Linked DNA regions of Homo sapiens: region 2 is linked to region 1. Evidence: chromatin loops called from intact Hi-C (ENCODE). Cell type or tissue: HCT116. All regions are shown on one strand. Region 1 has its middle 120 kb from the start of LINC01082. Region 2 overlaps LINC01081 (long intergenic non-protein coding RNA 1081).

Region 1 (2,500 bases):
GGACACACATTTGGAGGGACACCATTCAACCCAGCACAAAGGGCTGCTCGGCTGGTCAGGGCTCCCCAGTCAGACCTGCTGTCGCCACTGCTATGATTAAAGCTGGGGAAGCTGGACTTCACTAGATGATCTCCCAGGTCCTCCTGGTTCCCGGAAGCTCTGGGATTCCTGTTTGTATTCTTGCCCCACCCTAGCCTCCCACTGTGGTCCCATCCTCAAGGAGTCCCTCAATTCACAAAAGCCAGAGCATCACCCGGAGATGGAGTGATTCTCTCCAATATTTACTGGGACCTAACTCTGATTTAAATGTCCACGGGGGCTGTTGAGATGGCCCCTGACCATCTCTCTCCCCGCTTCCCCTCTGTCCCTCTGTCCCAGACATGTTGGCCCTCTCTTACACTCCTTTCAACCAGTCAAAAACACCCCATCCTCCAAGCGTTTGCACCGGCTGTTTCCTCTGCCAGGAGCACTCTTCCCCCAGACCGCCAGGTGACTCCCGCTCTCCCTGCATTCAGATCTTGGCTCAGAGTTGCCTGCCTGCCCCCCTGCCCCCACCACACAGCATCAGCCATCACCCCGACCACTCCGTACCTGCCTCAGAGATTTATTTTTCGCAGCATTTACAACCACCTGGCTTTTTTGTTAATTGCTTTGTTAATTTGCTGATCGTCTGTGGCCCCAACTAGAACAGGCAGCCTCCACGGGGCGGGGTTTACTCCGTCCAGGCCACAGCTGCATACCCCGTGCCTAGAACAGGGCTCAGCAGACAGCAGTGGCCCAATAAAGGCGCGATTATAGTTTAAAAGCAGTTCTGGGTTCTGGGTAGCTGTTAGTTTTTCAGAAAATACAAATCCAGCTGCTATAAAAAGCACAAATCCTATCACGCTGGATCTGAACTGGATCTGAAATAATATTGGGGATCGCCAAGGGGCTCAGATATTTCTTTAAGTCGCCCGTGAGCAAGAACCATCAACTTGGCCACATCCTCGTTTGTCCAGCAGAGGGCAGCTGATTCCCAGCCGCTTGGAATTGCTCTGCCCAGAAGGGCTCACTTTTTTTTTCCTCTTTGAAATTCTGAAATTGATGGGAGATTCAAAAAAAAAAAAAAAAAAAAAAAATCCCACAGTCCGTGTGAGTGGGGGAAAAAATCACTTGATTTGATGCACAGGCAATTGGGCAATTGTTTCCTTCTAGGTTTCAAAAAACCTTCTCTCTTTCCAGAATTTTGAAGGACTTGCGGGGGGCGTGGGTTAGATTTTTGATGAGCTCAGGAATGGACCTCGGTTTCTACAGGTGTTTGAAGGTCTGATGGATCAGGTGCAGCCCAGCAATGCCTGCAGGTGTCATGGTCACGGAATCTGTGGGAGCAGACCTGCCCTGGAGACACCTGCAGTGAGCCTGGGAGTCACCCCGCTTGCGGAGGGCGGGGAAGGGGGGCACGCAGGAAGCCTGTGCTGTGGGTCTGGTCTGGTCCTAATTAGCTGTGAGACCTTGGGCAAATCACTTAACCTCTCTGGTCCGTTTACTCTTCCGTTAAATGGGATGCCATATTAACTCCTCTTGAAGTTCCTTTTAGCACAAAAGTCCAGAGTCAAAGGAGAGGGGAAGGCTCCTAGCCTGGGTGCCTCGGGCAGTACAAGCCTCTGAAAGCTTAATTATGTCGGATATCGTGGACCTAGGCGGATCTGCAGTTCACCTTTATCTCTGGGTGTGGAGCGGAACTGAGGCTGATTCTTGGCGCTACCACTAACTGGACATGTGATCTGAGGTCAGTTTGTGTCTCTGAGCCTCAGTTTACCCAGCTACAGGCTGAGGACATAGTCCACCTTTGCAGAGGTGTGAGTTTTCAATGTGATAACAGACAAGGGTGGACTCTCTCCTCTCACTCGAGAGCCCCCCTCCCACCCTGGCTGCCCCTGCTTGCCCAGGACTGTCCAGGGTTCCCTGACATGCGGCCCCACAGGTCTGGGTGTGGTCCTAGGGGCTGATGTCTCTCCTCTTCCCCACTTATCAGAATGCCCCCAGCCTGGCCTCTTCCACCTGAGTCCTGTTCTCTGCCTTAATCCAGTGAGTTCATTTCTCCTCTGACAGCCCCTTGAAAAGGTCAGTGGGGTTCCAGGGAGAGAGTTTGGGGAATTATCTCGGCGTCCACCCTGTGTCTGTAGGTCCCTCCTGGGGTACAGTGGATCTGCTAGTGCTTATGTGAGTGAGTGAGTGTGTATGAGTGTATGAGTGTGCAAGTGTGTGTAGGTGTGTATAAGTGTGTGCAAGGATGAGTGTGTATAAGTGTGCAAGCATGTGCGAGTGTGTGTATATGAGTATGCAAGTGTGAGCGAGTGTGTGTGCGAGTGAGTCTGCGAGTGTGTGAGTGAGTGTGAGTGGGATGAGGGGCAGACAGTGGAGAAAAACACAAATCTTTTCTTTTACTGGAGTGAAATTAACATAACATACAATTAACCATTTAAAGCGTGCAACCCAGTCAACACTCTTTTATCAAAGA
Region 2 (2,500 bases), 180 kb after region 1:
CTCCCTGAGTTTTGAGATGTTTAAAAATTCCTTTATCTTACTTCTTGAATGCAGCATTCAATACATTGCAATAGGTAAAATGTTACCGCCGTCGATCGTGAATTCCATTGCACAATATAAAAGCCCTCATTTGCTTTCCTTTTGGATTGGATTTCGAAATGGGTCAAATGTTTACAGAAATGGCCCAAACTGTACAAATAAACTGTAGCTCTAGTGAGGGAGGCAGTTTACATTACTCTCAGTCAGATGAATATGGAAGCTGCAGCCTGTCCTTTGAAAACCACTTCAAGCACTGTGCGTGTGAGTTCTGTGCCCCGTCTGGGATCCCTCAATTCCATCAAAAAGCTTCGGGAAAGGCATGGCGATCCTATAAATCCACACATCCATCCACACCCAGCTGGGTGGCTCTTGTCCTCCACTAGGTCAAACAAACAGGGGTTTTCACCCAGGCATCCTGCAATGCCCACATGGCGTGGACCTTCCCCAAGCTCCCTTCCCTTGAGGTCACCTGCACTGCTCACTCGGAGCTGCCATTGTTCACCCGAAGCACCTGGAGAGCAGGAACTGGGCCTTGCTCTCTCATATTTGGCACATGTGGCCTGGAGCCTTTGCACATAGTTGATCTTCACTTGTTTGCTAATCCAATCCCCTATTTTACAGACGGGGAAACAGAGGCACTGAAAGTCCTGCGTGCCTTGTGTAAGTAGATGTGGGCCCTATCACCTGAGTTTCAGAACAATGCCTGTGCTGGTTATAAAGCTCTTGTCTCTCAGCTCCAGAACCATCTGCAGTGGGAATTAGAATGGGCCCCAATTCAGTATTGGGGAATACTGGAGTCCTTAAAAGAAGAAGAGATGCACAGGGAGGGGACAGGCCACAAGAGGATGGAGACAGAGATTGGAGCACTGCAGCCGCAAGACAAGGACAGCCTGGAGCCACCAGGAGCTGGAAGAGGCAGGAAGGATTCTCCCCTAGAGCACTCAGAGGGAGCTGACACATTGACTTTGGACTTCTGGCCTCTAGAATGTGGGGGAATACGTTTCTGTTGCTGTGAGTCACCCAGGTCATGGTATTTTGTTACGGCAGTCCCCGGGCCCTCATACACTGTCCTTCTGTTCTTTGCATAGTGATGCTCCAGTGGGGCTGGGCAACCCCACTTCACCATTGCCAGCTGCTCCCTGTTTGGTTACACAAATAGGGGGCGCTAGAGGGCAACGCAGGAGAAGGCAGGAGAGCCGAGCTCCTTCCCCTCCCATCAGCATCCCAGCATCAATGGGTTTCACCTTGTCAGAAGCAGCTGGTTCCACTTTCCAGAATCTCTTCCCCCATCCATGCTGCACCCCTCCACCCCCACCCTTCAGAGACGCCAGCCTCAGCTGCTTAGCTTTGTTTCCTCGAGGGTCTGGGTCTTACCTCCATAGGACCCCTCCTCCAAGCTCCCAAATTCTCCTAACCTCAACCTCTTCCCTTTGTCGTCCTAGCCCTGGAGGTGTTAGCTGAGTCCATCTGTAATTCTTGCCTCTGCAGTATCTTAAAGTTCCCTTTTGCCTCTTTTCAGTGTTCCAATAACTAGATTTTAAAACATATTTATATTAAATTCTCTGTGTTAAAATAACTGATATGTTTAATGAGTATCGAGCTTCAGTTTGGGAAGATGAAAAAGCTATAGCGATGAATAATGGTGATGGGTGCACAATAATGTGAATGTACTTAATGCCACCAAATTGTAGTTAAAAATGGTGAAAATAGTAAATTTTTTTTTTTTTTCTTTTTTTTTTTTTTTGAGATGGAGTCTCACTCTGTCGCCCAGGCTGGAGTGCAATGGAGCAATCTCTGGTCATGTCAACCTCCGCCTCCCGGGTTCAAGCGATTCTCCTGCCTCAGCCTCCCAAGTAGCTGGGATTACAGGCATGTGCCACCACGCCTGGCTAATTTTTTTATCTTTAGTCGAGACTGGGTTTCACCACATTGGCCAGACTGGTCTCAAACTCCTGACCTCAGGTGATCTGCCCATCTTGGCCTCCCAAGGAGCTTGGATTACAGGCATGAGCCACCACGCCCAGCCAGAAAATAGCAAATTTTATGTGATGACGACTTTTACCCCTCAGCCCCGTCCCCCAACACAAGGCTGGTGTTGTTTCTATTTTCCTGACTGATGTACATTATTTAAATAGTGAGGATGAAATAAACACTCCTTATGATGATAATGACAGCTATCACTTTGAACCTTTCCCATGTGCTAACCTGTACTAAGTATTTAATCATCATAATATTTTACTAACTATTCTATGGTGTCTATTTTAGTGATGGAGAAGCTGAGCCTCAAAGTGGTTATGTTGCTTGGTATTAAAGATAGCAAAGGGTAGAAATCAAATTTATTGGACTGATTTTTAACAAAATTTATTTTTTATTTTTAGACAGGGTCTAGCTCTGTCGAGTGCAGTCGCACGATCATGATTCACTGCAGTCTCAACCTCCTGAGCTCAAAAGATCCTTCCAC

The links. Peaks named below come from ENCODE experiments on the same cell type or tissue, not always from the same donor. Only the 100,000 strongest peaks of a DNase experiment are listed, where the experiment ranks them.
Region 2: it touches region 1 in a loop (6-fold over the local background); 2 of 110 quality-filtered maps call a loop at or near these places.

The regions. Positions count from the first base shown.
Region 1 is chr16:86,072,011-86,074,510 of GRCh38, forward strand. No RefSeq gene overlaps it. Among named protein-coding and RNA genes, the nearest start is that of LINC01082, 120 kb to the right of the region's middle. RefSeq lists an enhancer at 2,366-2,500. In HCT116, a CTCF peak has its summit at 995 (motif pointing right); a DNase peak (open chromatin) is centred at 991.
Region 2 is chr16:86,251,656-86,254,155 of GRCh38, forward strand. All of the region lies in intron 3 of LINC01081 (long intergenic non-protein coding RNA 1081), which reads right to left. Among named protein-coding and RNA genes, the nearest start is that of LINC01081, 33 kb to the right of the region's middle. In HCT116, CTCF peaks have their summits at 1,177 (motif pointing right) and 1,377; a DNase peak (open chromatin) is centred at 1,226; H3K27me3 peaks cover 535 bases.